Linked DNA regions of Homo sapiens: region 1 is linked to region 2. Evidence: read pairs that join two places in POLR2A ChIA-PET (ENCODE). Cell type or tissue: Panc1. All regions are shown on one strand. Links, peaks and the distances in the headings refer to the core of each region. The heading gives the core; the rest is flanking DNA. Region 1 has its middle 40 kb from the start of FLI1. Region 2 overlaps FLI1 (Fli-1 proto-oncogene, ETS transcription factor).

Region 1 (8,339 bases), core at 21-8,020, 52 kb before region 2:
AGAAGGGAGCAGAGGAGGCTCACTCATCTAATGTTGCCATGTTCTAAGTACTTTATGTGAGTGAACTGCTCAAGTCTCAAGCCCACTAAGGCTATTAATCACAATACCGTATGGCTGCTCAGTTTATGTTTGCTATTAATTTTACTTTGCTTGTTTCTTCTTCCTTTGTCCCTATTTTTTCTTATTTGATTAAGTGGCTATTCATTGCAGTTTCCCTCTTTGTTAGAGTTCTTCTGGAATTTCTTCTCCCTTGAGGGCTAACATTTTTCTCCAAGTGCCCTTAATCCAGCATGTAATTCTGTACTATTGCTTGAAAACAAAATATCAACTATTTCTCCCTCCAAGAGGTTTTTTCCCCATCTCTCTATATTCTAATACAAAGAGATATTTAAAACATTACCTCTTCCTAATCCTGTTTGCCCAAAAAGTAATCTTCACAAAATTGTTCCTTTTCCACTCCACCAGCTCATTTTATTATGATTGTTTAATTCCGGAACAGTATTAGGATCTCCCTTATAGTCTGTATGGTCTATACCTTTATTTTAAGAATTGTCATCTAGCACCCACAGTGCATTTCCAGAACAGCCTACCGTTAATCCATTAGATTTTAGTTTGGATTCACTGGTTGTTACATTATTTGACCATTTCATAATTTTCCCTGTTACAGACAAGAGGTCAGATGCCAGTCTGATTGCTTCTTATTTATCTATAATTTGTTCTTTCTGTCTGGAAAATTTAAGGATTTTTCACTCTAATTTTGAAACTTGGTAATTTTACAAGAATGTGCCTACTAGCATCCAATATTTATTATATGCTGGAAACTAAACAATTTTCATGTATCAATTCATTGAATCCTTACAAGAAAACATAACGAGACAAATACTGTTATTAGATCCATTTGACAGATGAGGAAACTAAGCTCAGAGATTAGGTGCATGGCCCAAGTTCAAACAGCTCATAAGTAGTAAAGCATTGGAGGCTTCAAGTCCAAATGATTTGTCTCCAGAAAATCTGCTGTTGACCACTTACCACAAGTACTTTTTTAAAAATTGAACTTGACTGGATCTTCATGCCCTCTTTGATTTTGTAGACTTAGGCTTTTTTTCAGCTGAGGAATATATCCTTCTATACTTGAGATTTTTTTTTAAATTGACTTCCGTTTGTGGGTTCTTTTGTATCTACTGCAATTGGTTTAATTGTCCCTATATTAGTCCATTTTCATGCTGCTGATAAAGACATACCTGAGACTGGGCAATTTACAAAAGAAAGAGGTTTAACGGACTTACAGTTCCACGTGGCTGGGGAAGCCTCACAATCATGGGGGAAGACAAAAGGCGTGTCTCATATGGTGGCAGACAAGAGAAGAGAATGAGAGCCAGATGAAAGGGGTTTCCCCTTATAAAACCATCAGATCTGGTGAGATTTATTCACTACCATGAGAACAGTATGAGAGAAACCACCTTATGACTCAATTATCTCCCACTGGGTCCCTCCCACAACACGAGGAAATTAGGGGAGCTACAATTCAAGATGAGATTTGGGTAGGGACACATCAAAGCCATATCAGTCCCCCTCTTTCACTCTTTCATAGTACCATGGAGGTACCCCAGTTTCATGTCTACTGAGCACATGTAATATTCTGGTTACTTATATATCTCCACTAATAAACTATCAGTTGCTCAAGGGCAGGTAATTTGTCATATTCACTGATGTATCCCCCTTATCTATTTTAATGCTTGACATATGGTAGGTGCTCAATAAATCTTGGCTATTATTAAATAAATGGAATAACCTCACTCCCAGATGTACTATGCAATGTTGACTAATACTGTAGCAAGTCCTCCAAACTCTTTCCTTCTATCAACCCATGGGTATTTATCTCACGGAGCCAGCTAAGTCTATGCAATGTCTGGTTTACACCTGTATTAGTCCCTTCTCACACTGCTAAAAAGAACTGCCCAAGACTGAGTGATTTATAAAGGAAAGAAGTTTAATTGACTCACAGTTCAGCATGGCTAGGGAGGCCTCAGGAAACTTACAATCATGGTGGAAGGTGAAGGGGAAGCAAGGCACCTTCTTCACCCTACAGGATGGAGAATGAACGAAGGAGGAACTATCAAACACTTATAAAGCCATCGGATCTCCTGAGAACTTACTCACTATCATGAGAACAGCATAGGAGAAACTGCCCTCCTGATTCAATTACCTCCACCTGGTCTCTCCTTTGACATGTGGGGATTATGGGGATTATAATTCAAGATGATATTTTGGGTGGGGACACAGACAAACCATATCAACACCCTATCTTTACAGGGTCACAATCGGCCAGCACACTCTTTTTCCCAGACAATCAGACTAAAAGCACAGTACTGTTTTTCTATACTCACGACACTTCTGACACCAAATTGTGGGTCTATTCCACCCCAAATTATTTCCCAGTTCTCCAAATACCCACTAGGTTTCCTATAATTCAATTCCATTTTCACGTTACCTACCTGGAGTTAGTTAATGTCAGATCCTGCAAGTTACAGACTCAGTCCTACACGGCTGCCCCCACTTTAGATGCCAATCACGGGTCCAGGCCTCCTGCACTTCTGACAGACTAGCTATAAATCAGGGCTTCCCAACAGCCTCTCCTTGAGTTCAGTAATGTGCTAGAATGGCTTAAAGAACTCAGTAAAAGTTTATCATTACCTATTATTATCAATTTATTACAAAGGAGATTTTAAAGGATACAAATGAATAATGGCCAGACTAAGAGATACGTTGAGTGAGGCCACAGAGGGTCCTGAGCCCAGGAGCTTCTGTCCTTGAGGAGTTAAGGTGCACCACTCTTCTGGAACATGGATGTGTTCTTGTTCACCAACCTGGAAGCTCTCCAGACCCTGGTGTTCAGTGTGTTCATGCAGGCTTCATTACTTAGGCACGATTGATTAAAGCATTGGCCATTGGTGATTGAACTCAGTCTCCAGTCTCTCTTCCTTCCCTAGATGTCAGAGGATGGGGCTGAAAGTTTCAACCTTCTAATCACATGGTTGGTTCCTCTGAGAACCAGCTCCCACCCTCCAAGAGTCACCTCCTTAGCATAAAATCTGATATGGCTGAGAAAGCTTTATTATAAATAACAAAAGAGGCTCTGCTCATACCCACCACTCAGGAGAGTCCAAGGGTTTTAGGAGTTCTGTGCCAGGAACTAGCGACAAAGCTCAAATATATATATATATATATATATACACACACACACACACACATATATATATATATATAATTTTTAATATTATCATTATTTGTCATTTCATTTTTGGCCCAGTCTGGTCGCAAACTCTCTGGCCTTAAGTAATCCTCCTGCCTCGGCCTCCCAAAGTGCTGGGATTACAGGCTATATTTCTTATTATGATGCAATATCCCATAGACTCTGCAGCACTAATTTTTAAGCACATTTTAAACACCCTGGTATTAATAGAAAATAAGGAACAGTTTTTAAGAGACATAGGAAATCCCAGAATCCCCAAAGGAAGGAGAGATCTATGCAGCTGGGGGTGGAAGGGGTCTGGAATTGTAAGAGTCTTTCTGACTGCAGCAAAAAGAAATGCTCATTCCACCCGGAGGGTTACACACCCACAAACCACCTGCTGCCTGTCATAAGGCTGGCTCTTGCCATTTCCTCATCTTTGCCAAAAGCTTTATGCTTTTATCTTAATTGATTAAGATTTATTTCTCTGGTACCACCACTCAAACCTTAAAATAAAGGCAAGAAATGGCATCCGGCCTCTGTTTAAGCCCTCCACTTAAGACCCTGCCTCCCTTCCATTAACATTCTTCTGAAGACAGAAAAAGACAAAAATTCCCAACACCAAAAATGAAGCATATTGACAGAATCTGAGAAGACTCCCCACAAACATGAGTCTGATGGAACTTGACTGACGAAAGCAGCCAAGAGCGTGGGGGATGAAGCAAATCTGCTGGTCACCTTCCCATGCCAGTCTGCTCTCCCTCTGCAGTGCAGGCACTTCAATCCAGAGGGTGCCCGTGCCCCAGCCGTCCCTCACACCCTCATCAGGACTTGCTTCCACAACTAATGAGAACCTGAAAAGCCAGGAATACAGTCGGGCGGAAGCAGCGCACTGCCTCCTGGGAGGTGTAGGCACCAGACTTCAGCATGAAAATGCCCTGTCATGCCAGGAGACTAAGCTGGAGGAAGAGCCGCCAGACGCTGGGAAGTTAACTCAGCCCTGAGTGTACCTGACATGTGCCTGTTAACACGAAAAGAGGATTCAACGTAGGCTCCAGGACCCAGAGGACACACAGGAATCCACATGCTGTGTATATTAGCAACCATTGTGTTTGGTTAGCAATGAGTCTTACGGGGAAAAATGCAATAAAAAAACAAGAGAGAGAGAGAAAGGGAAAAAGAAAGGGCACATCATCTTAAAGACTCTTGGAAATATCAGACCTCTAAAGAGGTAATTTCAATAGGATGTCAGGAGATATGGCATCTTTGAAATAGTAATAGGACACCTAAGCAGAAAACAGAATATGAGGTAGAAAGAAAGACAGACAGAGAGAGAGAGAGAGAGAGAGAGAGAGAAGGCGTGGTGGCTCCTCACGCCAGTAATCCCAGCACTTTGGGAGGCCGAGGCAGGCGGATCACCTGAAGTCAGGAGTTTGAGACCAGCCTGGCCATTATGGTGAAACGCCATCTCCACTAAAAATACAAAAATTAGCTGGGCTTAGCGGCAGGCACCTGTATCTCCAGCTACTTGGGAGGCTGAGGTCGGAGAATCACTTGAACCCATGAGGTGGAGGTTGCAGTGAGCTGAGATCGTGCCACTGCACTCCAGCCTGGGAGACAGAGTAAGACTCCATCTCAAAAAAAAAAAAAAAAAAAAGGAAAAGAAAGAAAAAGAAAAGATGAAAAGATATGAGCAAGATAATGGAAGATAACAAGCAAATAAAAAATATAATAGCAGAATTAAGATGTTGGAAGGAAAAAGTAGAATTGAAATTGCAGAAAAAACAATCAGCAATTGGAAAATAGACTTGAAAAGTTCTTCTAGAAAGCAAAGGAAAGGGCCAAAGTGAAAACAAACAGAGGAAAGATGCTAGACACAGAAGGCAAAGAATAAAGGTCTAGTGTGAGCATGATGGCGTCCAGAGAAATAAACCAAAACGATGGAAACCAGAGCAATGACTGTAGTCACAGCTGCACGCTTTTGAGGGGAAAGCAATGTTTTTGAGACCAAAAGTCATCACCATATCCTAGGCAAAATCAGCAACAAGTAGCCACATTCCAGAACTCTATTGTAAGCATGTGGATAACAGGAAAAATACCTTGGAAGTATGCAGGTAGGAAAACCACGTTACTTATAGTGCAACAGAAAATAAGAGGGAAATAATATGCTCACCAATGTTGTCTTCCACTTGTGAAGACAGTAAGAAAACATTCTCAACTATGCAAGACTTCAGAATAGAATGCTGTGTACCCCTTTGGCACACACACAGCAAATGAGTGAGGAGTTTCAGAACCAGATATGAGAGTGTCAAGGTGTCATCATCCTGGCAGGCAGCATTTAAACAAATTCCATGTAACGTTAAACCTAAGTAATTGTTTTAAACCATGGTTACAAAATTAAGTGCAAATGTCAGAAGTGATTTTAAGAGAGTAAATACCGAGCGTAAAAAATGAATATATTGGAACCATTATCTAGACTGAAAACTAAGGAAAAGGAAAAGGGTGTGTGGCAAAGTAAAAATGGTGTAAATGTATATCATCTGTCGGAAATGCTTTAAAAAGCAACTTTCTTCACTTTGGATAATTAACGAAATGTAGATTAAAATAATTTTTTAAAAAACCAACTATCACATCTAGATTTCTCCTGTTAACAATTAAGCATGTTCAGATCTCTACAATCCTTAAAACGTGTTTTCGTAAATTTTCTTTTTTTTTCTTTCTTTTATTTTTTTTTTCAGACCATGTCTCACTCTGTGGCCCAGACTCAAGTGCAGTGGCATGATCTCGGCTCACAGCAACTTCCGCCTCCCAGGCTCAAGTGATTATCCTGTCTCAGCCTTCCCAGTAGCTGGGATTACAGGCATGCGCCACTACCGCCTGGCTAATTTTTCTCTTTCTTTCTTCCTTTCTTTCTTTCTTTCTTTCTTTCTTTCTTTCTTTCTTTCTTTCTTTCCTTCCTTCCTTCCTTCTTTCTTTCTTTCTTTCTTTTTTTGTATTTTTAATAGAGATGGAGTTTCACCAGGTTGGCCAGGCTGGTCTCGAACTCCTGACCTTGAATGATCCACCTGCCTTGGCCTCCCAAAGTGCTGGAATTACAGATGTGAGCCACCACGTCCTGCGGTTTGTGTATATTTTCAACCCCACATCTCCTGCTAACTTGGTGATTGCCAGTCTTGGGTGCATGTCAGAATCACATGAGAGCTTTCTAAAATATCTCAGTGCTTGGGTCCAACTCCCAGAGATTCAGATTTAATTTGTCTGGAGAGAGGCCTCAGCATTGGGATTTTTTTTTTTTTTCTTAGATGGATTCTTGCTCTGTCACCAGGCTGGAGTACAGTGGTGCGATCTCGGCTCACTGCAACCCCCGCCTCCCAGGTTCAAGCAATTCTCCTGCCTCAGCCTCCTGAGTAGCTGGGACTATAGGCACACTCTGCCAGGCCTGGCTAATTTATTTTTTATTTTTTATTTATTTATTTATTTATTTATTTATTTGCATTTTAGTACAGACGAGGTTTCATCATGTTGCCCAGGCTGGTCTCTAACTCCTGAGCTCAGGCAATCTGCCCGCCTCGGCCTCCCAAAGTGCTAGGATTACAGGCGGAATTTTTTCAAAGCACTTCACGTAATTCTATTATAAAAAGTTGAGAACCATGGTTAGCCCTTTCTCAGCAAAATTCCTAGGTTTTCATAAAACCCGTCTCCATTCCCTTTTCTCCTAACCTGCCCTCAAACCACAACCACCAGGTTTCTGCCCCATCACATCTCTGAACTAGTTCTTGCTACACCGAAGGCCCAGCAACTCTAACAGAATTTCCCTGTCCTCATCTGAACTGAGCTCTCAGTGGCTGTAGGCGCGTGTTCTGACCCTCCTTTTCCTGACGCACTCTCTTCCTTTGGGTGCTGTGGCTGCACATTTAGCTTTTTCTCTTATTTCGCAGTGTCCTTAGGAGGGTCACCCTCCCTACCCAGTCAGTACAAGTTGATGCTCCTGAAGTCTGGGTTGCAGACCCTCTTGTAAGAGGGAATCTCACTCTTTTTTTATTTTTTATTTTTTTTTTTTTTGAGACGGAGTCTCGCTCTGTCGCCCAGGCTGGAGTGCAGTGGCACGATCTCGGCTCACTGCAAGCTCTGCCTCCCGGGTTCACGCCATTGTCCTGCCTCAGCCTCCCAAGTAGCTGGGACTACAGGTGCCCGCCACCACGCCCAGCTAATTTTCTATATTTTTAGTAGAGACACGGTTTCACCATGTTAGCAAGGATGGTCTCGATCTCCTGACCTCATGATCCGCCTGCCTCGGCCTACCAAAGTGCTGGGATTACAGGCATTAGCCACCGTGCCCGGCCGGGAATCTCACTCTTAATCTCCTTCATGAAAGACAATCTCCGGCAAGCCATGACCACAACTTCCATCTCGTCTCTGATTATTTCCAAGTGTGTTTCTCCAGCCTGGAAATGTCCTGCAAGCTCCAGGCCACACATCCCACATGCACGTGACGTCCCTTGCCACCTCAGGCTCTCCTGCACCTCTCTGCACTCACGACCCTCTCCCTCAATACACCACTGTCCATCCAGCCACCCAAAGCTAGCAGCCAAGATGTCTCTTAGAGCTCTCCCTCATTTTCACGCTCCACATCCAACCCGTCACTAACTCCTACCCATAGCCCCTCCTCAGCATCTCCTTTTTCAGGCACCTCTGCACCTCCATGCACTGCCACCAACCCAAGCCCCACTGCTACAGTCTCTCCAGCCTCCAGCCCATCCTTGCCTCAAGTAGGTGTTGAGAGTCACGGGTCTATGCTATCAGCCTCCTCTAGATTAAAACTCTCTGATGCCATCCCAGTTTTCTCAAGAGAAAGTACAAAGTCCTTAGCATGGCCCCTAAAGGCTTTCATGGTCTAGTTCTGCCTTCTCTCTAGCCGCACCCCACCATCTCCCCTCACTATGCATTCCAACAGCCACCTTGCAGATCCTCAGATGTGCCGAGCTGCCTCCTGACGTGGCCTTTGCCCATTCTTCTCCCTCTGCAGAAAAGGGTCTCCCCGACCCCACACACCCTCCCTCACTCCAGCTAACTTCTTTCCATTTTTGCCTAATCCACTCAAGCATCA
Region 2 (8,339 bases), core at 204-8,203:
CATGTATTCAATACTCATTCATGTATTCATTCACCCAAATGTTGAATAATATTACCAGGCACCAATCTCAATAGAGCATTCATGTAAATGAACAAGAATAAGGTTTCTATGCTATTTCTTCCAGGCTTTGAGAGAGTAGACATTTCTCTTCTTTCTGATTTTTAGCTCTGAGTATTGGAAATTCCAAAAGAAGCAATACTCATTGGAGAAATCTTTATTTGTGGCTTATAATCATAAGGATGGTTAGACACATTTTCTTAAAGGTAACAACCAGTTTATATTCTCCATTGCCCCTTCACCCTTGGTGATATAATTTACTGTAAGGATATTTTTGGAAGGCTAGGTCTTCAGCCAAGGATATTTCTTCTTCTGATTCTCCCTTTCTCAGCTTTAGTTCCTCTATTTATATATTAACATGGGGCCAGGCACGGTGGCTCACACCTGTAATCCCAGCATTTTGGGAGGCCAAGGCGGGTGGATCACCTGAGGTCAGGAGTTCAAGACCAGCCTGGCCAATATGGTGAAACCCTGTCTTTACTAAAAGTACAAAAATTAGCTGGTCATGCTGGCGCATGCTTGTAGTCCCAGCTACTTGGGAGGCTGAGGCAGAAGAATTGCTTGAACATAGGAGGTGGAGGTTGCAGTGAGCCAAGATCGTGCCTCTGCACTCCAGCCTGGGCAACAGGGCGAGATTCTGTCTCAAAGAAAAAAAAAAAAAACATGGAGAAAAATACCATAGGTAAGGTGAAAACTAAATGAGAAACGGAGAAAGAATATTTATCATACATAAAGCATAAATGTCCTATCATACAAAGACTACTTACAAATCAATAAGAAAAGACACACCACTTAACAGAAAATAGGCAAAAATGCTATGAATAGACAACACTAGAAAGAAAATACAAATGGGCAATAAATAAATGAAAAGAATTTCAAGCACATGCATAAAGACATTCAAATAAAAATAATAAAATTCCAATGTTTATGACCTAGGAGGACAGCAGAGACTAAAACAGCTTAATGTCTCATGTTGGAAAGAGTAAAGGAAATGTCACTGTCTTATCCTCTTGGTAGGAGTATGACTTGGTATAATCTTTCCACAGAGCAACATCTATTTGAGAAGTTAACTATTTACACAAATTTGATAATGCCAATTCTACAGCTATGTTCACTCAGATATATGTACAATGTGTTTATTGTAGCATTGTTTGTTACAGCAAAAGTTGGAAATAATCTAAATGTCCACCAGTAGGGGACTAGATAAACAAAGGAGGAAAGATTCATGTAAGAAAATGCCATGCAACTACAAAATGGGATAAAATCAATTGTCGTATACACTGATTTAGAAAATTCTCCAATGTATATTATTACATGGAAAAAAGCAAAAAGTTCCAAAATATTGGGCCGGGCACGGTGGCTCACTCCTGTAATCCTAGCACTTTGGGAGGCCGAGGCTAGCAGATAATGAGGTCAAGAGATTGAGACCATCCTGGCCAACATGGTGAAACTCTACCTCTACTAAAAATACAAAAATTAGCTGGGTGTGGTGGTGCATGCCTGTAGTCCCAGCTACTGGGGAGGCTGAGGCAGGAGAATCGCTTGAACCCAGGAGGCAGAAGTTGTGGTGAGCCGAGGTTGCAACACTACACTCCAGCCTGGGTGACAGAGCGAGACTCCGTCTCAAAAAAAAAAAAAAAAAAAAACAAACGTTAAGAGAGACACAGAAACAGACTTGTAAAAAGGTGAATGGGCACCAAGATTTTATCCTGAATGTGCTGGTCCCGGTGACTTTAAGATTCGAAATTGAGGTAAATGCAGGGAGAAATTGGCTGGCCTAGGATCCGGAGACCTGAGTTCCAGCCCCAGCTCTATCCCAAACTAGCTATGGGATGTTAGGCAAGTCACTTCACTTCCTCATCATTCATGTTAAAGGTCTTCTCATATATAAAATGAAGGTATGATTTCAAAATTTGCTTTCAGCTCTCATGTTCATTTGACTCTGATCCTAGACAGGCTTTAAAACATTTCTTATTTGGGGGTGTGGATGATAGAACCTCACGTAGATGTTCTATCTGATCCTGTGTGGCTCTTCTCCCATAATCTCAGGGCTACATTTTGTACTGTGGAGTGACCCTCAAGGCCAGGTGAAGGCAGGGGCTCTCAGCAGGTGCTTGGTGAGTTTCTCCGAGCTGGTTGTTTTTATTGCCAAGTGACACTAGAACTGTGCTAATCCCTTTCCGTTAATGCAAACTAAGAATAGGGCCTGACGCCACTCTGGGGTCTTAGATTCTTTTCCGAAATTTGGTCTCATTTAAAACCCAAAACACTCTTTGGCTCCAAGCGTCTTTCCCGTGGCCTTTAAAAAAATCCTGTTTAATTGAAAGGAAATTGAATTTGTCTGGTTTTGATTCATTTACACTTAACTCTTCTAAAAACAATAATTTGATGTCCAAGGAGAATTTTGAGTCTCTTAATGGGTTTTCTGGAAGGCTTTGTTTCTTCTTGTTAAAACAGGAAGTGGTGTTCTATGGGCAAACACAGTCAACCCCAGAAGGCCCCAATTCAGTTTGAAACTGTATCACCCACCATTTTGCATGGGTCCTCATGACCCCAAGCTAAGGCCTTTCTTTCCCTAGTACTCACCTAAGAGAAAGAGATGCTCATCTTTCATCAGAGGGGGAATAAAAATGAGGAAGAACAATCATAGTTATAAAGAGAATAAGTTATCTATCCAGCTCAAGGTGACAATATCTATTCAAACCTTTAAGACATGCACTTGATCCCTGTAACAACCCTGTGATGTATGTAATATTTCCATTTTGAAGAGATTGGGTAAGTTACTCATGGTCATACAGGTAGAAAATAGAAAAGCAATTATTGGAACCTAATCCTGCTTACTTCCAAATTCCATAAAGCTTAGCCACTGTGATACATCACCAGATTGATACATACATCTCCATATAGTTTAGGCTACGAGCCCATCTATGGGGACCATGTAGGTTTTGTTACTATTTGTTTTATCTCTTTGTCTAAGTGACCACTATCCACAGTCTGCACCGGTCAGATTCATGAAACTGCTCAATTCTTCACAACTCTTTATTCAAGAAGGCCTATTTCCCAGGTAAGAAAGCCTGCCTGGCTTTGTTAGCAGGTGCACTGGTGTGAAACTGACAGGTTCTCTTTTTACATAATGATCCAATGAGTTGATTTTTAAATGTTTTATAGCTCAATAGAGAACGGCATATTCTTTGACCTGCCAAGGCTTCCTCCTCTACCCTTGTACCTTCGTTCTTTCTTCCTTTCCTCCTCGAAATCTTGCTCTCTTCTTCATTCTATTCCACTCATATACACACAAAACTATACACAATTTTTTTTAAAAAACATAACAGATTCAGGAGGTTATATAAAACACAAAGAAGGGAATGTTTTGCGAGGTTAAAAGGAAATCATTGAGTAGGGCTGACTTCAGGCTCCAGTTTCTCTTGAATAGCCTTTCTTGTTATTTCAAGGCTGATTGACTTATAACTGCATCCAAAGCTGCCTCACACCAGTTCCTTTTATCAGACCAAGTGAGACTTCCTGTGGACTGGCCCAGCTTCCTGATATATTTCCTTTTTCCTTTGGCAGAACAAAGAAAACCATAGCTCCAAGGATCCTTGGGAGCAAACACAATTTAGCCCTGAAGAACCTATTATTTTAAATTTTTCATTCTCAATGCGTAGGGCCAAGCGCCTGCCTTTGCTTTTTTTTTCCCCACAGCATTCTGTGTAATGTCCCGATGAACCCTATGTGCAATTACCAGGGGTCGATGAGCTACTTGAATTCATCCTAGTTGTAGTTTGATTTTATTCAAAGTAGGAAAATTAAGCCATTTTCAGTGCACAAGCACCCCCACCTCATACACGCATACACCTTCAAGAGGGACGTGGAACACCTCTCTACATAGGGTTTAACCTTTTGTTACCTGAGCTCAACACAACAGGTGTGCAAGGAAACCCTCTTGTCTAGAGATTTCAACCTATCTGTTTTTGCAGTTCTGACTCTAGAAACATGCGTATAGGAGAAGAAGCTTCAAGGTGTATCCAAAGGATCATCAAAGTCAGTTGAAGAAGAAATTCCAGAAATTGAGTTGAGATCGCTGCTTTTCTCTTTTGCCTGGAGTGTCTCCCACATCACTCCATACAACGTGGCCTCACTATTCACTCTACACATTACTACTGAAAGACCTTTAGGCATGACCCAGGGTAACAAGGGAGCACTGTTAAGAAAGTTGCTTGTTTCTCTGTCATATCTCCCAAAGTACCTATCACACATTGCCAACTTAGGATAGCCCCCTCCCCAGTAGTCTCAAAAAGAAAGAGGCCATTGACGGAGAGACAACTGAGGCTTCAAGATGTAGTGTGTCAAAAGATGGGAACCAGGCAAGAGCCCCTGGAAGCAGAACTCAAGTATTCATGCCCCCAAACACCACGCTCTACAATGAGGGTGTTTTCTGGAGCAAAGATATCAAGGCTCATTTAACCCACAGGGACTCCTGCTTCTTTGTTCATTGGTCCTATTTTCTGACCATTGTCATAATATTTCTGGGTGATTGAAGAGGGCACTTTCCATAGGAACCACATGGGTAAGTGAGTAATCATGTAGCCACCCAAATTTTACTAAAGTAGATTTTTCTCTTTAAAAGGATTGCTGATTTGGAAGAGGGTAAACAACAAAACAAATGTAGCTCTTCTGGCAAGAGGCATTTCTTAGGGCTAATTCAACATGGTTAATTCATAATGATTTTTCCTAACCCAGTTCTCATTGTTATCATGTCTAGTTGAAAATGGATTTAAAGAATATTCACAAAGAAGAAAATAACTCAGAAACTATGTGGCATGAGGAGACTGTGAGGGGGTTATGGGCACGGTTGGTGTGCTCTGCTTTGTATAACCTGCTTGGGCGATAGCAAAGGCAAGGGGTTAAAATGACTGCCCCACACTATGAGCTTAGGATCTTTCTTTTCCCAGCACGATACTCTGTCAATAGCCCTGTACCCAAGTTCATGAACAGTCAGGAATCCTGAAGAAAAGATTCATACATTATCTTAAGCAACTTCCCCCGCCCTGATAACACTGCCTGTAGAGAACCATGCTAACCTGCCCTTCGACTTCTCCATAATAAGAACACATTGGTCGAAGGGCACAAGTCCTCTTTCTCAAATACGGTCTTTGGTGCAACATAGGACTTCCCTAGAGGTGAGGGACTTGAAGGGCACCTGTACTTTTTGCACTTTTCTAGAAAGGAGAGGGAGAAAGAGCAGGTGACTTTTCTAGAAACGTCATTTCAGGAAACCAGCATGTGGAGACTTCCCAGGGTGCCTTGGGGAAGGCATCCAGCCCTGTGGCTGTGCTGCTCTGGGCTTCTAAGCCATTCCTTTTGGAGACTGTGGGTCTCTATAAACATACTGAGTCTGAAGTGTGGTAAAGGAATTACCATGGCTCCCCCTCCCTGCCTTCTTGGAGTTTGCCCCCTGAGTTTTGTAGACAAGCCATGACAGGGCAGTAGGACTGGGTTTAGAGCTCATCAGAATTATTTATTTCTTCCTATCAGTTTGGACAGGGTATGACCCAGACTCTTCTCTGCCCAGAGCACCCTTTTAAAAAATTTAAAACCCTGTGTGTATTTCATGGGAAATTTCACATGCCTGTTTCTGATTCACTTCCAATTAAAGGCTCAAAACACTGGTTTTGTAAGAGCTCTTTGATGATTCAGATTCTTGTTGGTTCATCTTTTTTTCTCTCCTAAATGTCCATAGAAGCTTAATAAATGTTGTTCAGACATTTGCATGCTTAACTGTTGAAAATAATTGGAAACAGGAAAGAATGTTTTGTTAGTGTGCACAGTACAAGCACACTTACAAGGGAAGGAGAGACACAGCCTCAGTGAAGGGAAACTCCTGGGAAAACAGGGGTATCCCTGAAGGTGGGTGCCTTGGTTTCCCCATTGCCGTGCATGGGGGAGGAAGCTTTCAGCTCAGAGCTACCAAAAAGGGAGAGGAGCGTTACATGAGACACAAGAATCCTTCTTACTGTGGTCAGTTACCATCGACAAGCAGTCAGTTGAGTGGTCAGTCTCATCCAAGATGGAACAGGTGGATTGGCATTTTCCATATGCTAACACTACTTTTAACTCCCTTCTGATTGGAAGGAGTTGGTTGTCTGCTATTAGAGCAAGCCTCGTTCTCCACCTCCTTTAAAAACTTTGCTGGTGAAGCTGTCTAGGTGCACCTGTGCCTAGCTCCCCTGAGAGAGTTTTATATATCGGTCCCTCTAAAGTGCTAATGTGGGCACCGGCTTGGGTAGTCTGAGTTCTGTACCTGGTTTTGCCTTAGGCTGGCTTCGTGACATTGGACAAGTTACTCTCCCCTTCTCAGTGGGTCCATTTACCCAAAAGGATTAAGGCTTCTTGATGATCCTCTTCTTCCATGGATTTGGTAAAAAACTGGAGTAGTGAGTTGCTTTGAGTTTCTTCAAGAAAAGCGTGAATTAATTACTACACTTTGACTAACTACTGGGTGGCTCATTGGATGGCTTTCTTGTTGCCAATGTAACAAGATTGCTGTAAATCATGCGGCATTTCAGATTCCGAGCCTTATTTGGACTTTTTACTAAAGAAAGAGCACCCGCCCCGTCTTTTTATTTGTCAGGCAAAGTTCAGTCAGCCAATATTCAGTTAGCCAAAGTTACCAAATGTGACTTCATGCCCACACAATGTAAATATAATGTGTCAATGCTGTGTGCTGTAAGGTGCTTCTTGCCTAAAAAAGGTGAGACAAAACCTTAGGAAGGCTGGCAGTAAACCTCTGGAGTATTTTGCCAGATTACTGTGACAGTGGCAGAATGATTTTGTGAAAGCCACATGCAGTCTGAAGTTTGGAAATCTAGGTTCAGACCCACTTATTAATTGTGTGGTCTTCGGTCAGATAATAACTTCTCCAATCTCCTTTCCTACCTGTAAAATAATAGTAGTACTGGTAGTAATAATGCATAACGTTAATTTTTCTACCAACCTTACTAATAATAAGAATCAAAAGTAGTATGGAAGTAAAAGCACTTTGTAATTGTAAAGTGCTGTGCAACTGCTAGTTGTTATTATCTTAGTTATTATTCTCATTCAAGTCGATGCATGAATATAACAGATAATAAATGTAACTTAAATCTGTTGGGTTGCTTTTTTCTGGCCTTAGTGATTTCAAAGACTTGCTTGCATGTGGTTAAATTCACCAGTTAGTGACTTATTCATATCTCTTTGCCCATGTAGACACCATCCCCTACAAATGCACAAGTACAGATCAAACATCCCATATTCCTCCTTTCCCTCCCACGTATCCGGCCATTGTTCTACTTGTGAAACTCCCATCCCAATCAATGGGGGGTTTACGTAAAAACCGATGGCAGGATATGAGTGTGGCTTCAGGAATTCCAGGCTTGTGCTGCTGATAAAGAGAGTTGTGTCAAACAGAAAACACCAGAGAAACAAATTCTCTTGTCCAACCTATGCTACAGCACTCCCTTGTGAATAGTTTTAAAACATCCGTCTGGCTGACCAAATACCTATGGCTGCCTCCACCCATACATCTACGCCACCTCTTCTATTATCTTCCCCATGTCCTTGTGGTAATACAGTACAGAACCAGGCTAGAAGTAGGTTAATTCAGAGGGAGATACCAGTAGAACTGAGCTCCCTGATTAAGGGATGTGAATTTAATTGGGTTGTGACAGTCTGTATTAAGTGTAAATGCTACTAATAGGTTTAACTGACTTTGGTGTGAGTGAAGGGACAACAGAACAAAAGAAGTAATTTGCCTTGAAGATGATCCTCTTTTAGTGTTGAAGTCACAAGTGATGGAGGCCCTTCTTTCACTTAACGAGGCCAGGAAAGCTGGGTTGGTCTTTATTCTCATCATGCATCATCAATATTTTAGGAAAGGTCATATTGCTGTCTTTCACGGTACACTGCACAACCAAGTATGATTATGTGACCAGAAGTGAAGGGAAGGAGAACATTTGCCCATATTCTACCCACACTGAAGTAGCTCAAAAATGAAGAGATGAAGAAAGGAAAATGGAGTTGACCATTTCCATTTAAGTGCTCATTCAGACATTTAGTATTAAAATGATGAACTTCTTTTGCAATCTTTTTATTGAACGCATTGAACTAGGTATTAGGGTGTTATCCTTGGCCAACAGAATTGGGATTTCAAAGTTCATGAGGCCGAACATTGAACTGCTCAAACACTAGTCTGTAGTTCCTAGGGACCACAATCTAGCTAAGATCAGCCCTACTGCTTTTTCTCC

The links. Peaks named below come from ENCODE experiments on the same cell type or tissue, not always from the same donor. Only the 100,000 strongest peaks of a DNase experiment are listed, where the experiment ranks them.
Region 1: POLR2A ChIA-PET joins it to region 2 with 18 read pairs; 7 of 35 experiments call an interaction of 5 or more read pairs at or near these places.

The regions. Positions count from the first base shown.
Region 1 is chr11:128,649,854-128,658,192 of GRCh38, forward strand. No RefSeq gene overlaps it. Among named protein-coding and RNA genes, the nearest start is that of FLI1, 40 kb to the right of the region's middle. RefSeq lists an enhancer at 4,069-4,569. In Panc1, for the core only: no CTCF peak of the experiment used is centred there; a DNase peak (open chromatin) is centred at 4,198; H3K27me3 peaks cover 554 bases.
Region 2 is chr11:128,702,161-128,710,499 of GRCh38, forward strand. The region is part of intron 1 of FLI1 (Fli-1 proto-oncogene, ETS transcription factor); the gene reads left to right. Among named protein-coding and RNA genes, the nearest start is that of SENCR, 10 kb to the left of the region's middle. RefSeq lists a silencer at 2,558-2,647. In Panc1, for the core only: no CTCF peak of the experiment used is centred there; no DNase peak of the experiment used is centred there; H3K27me3 peaks cover 751 bases.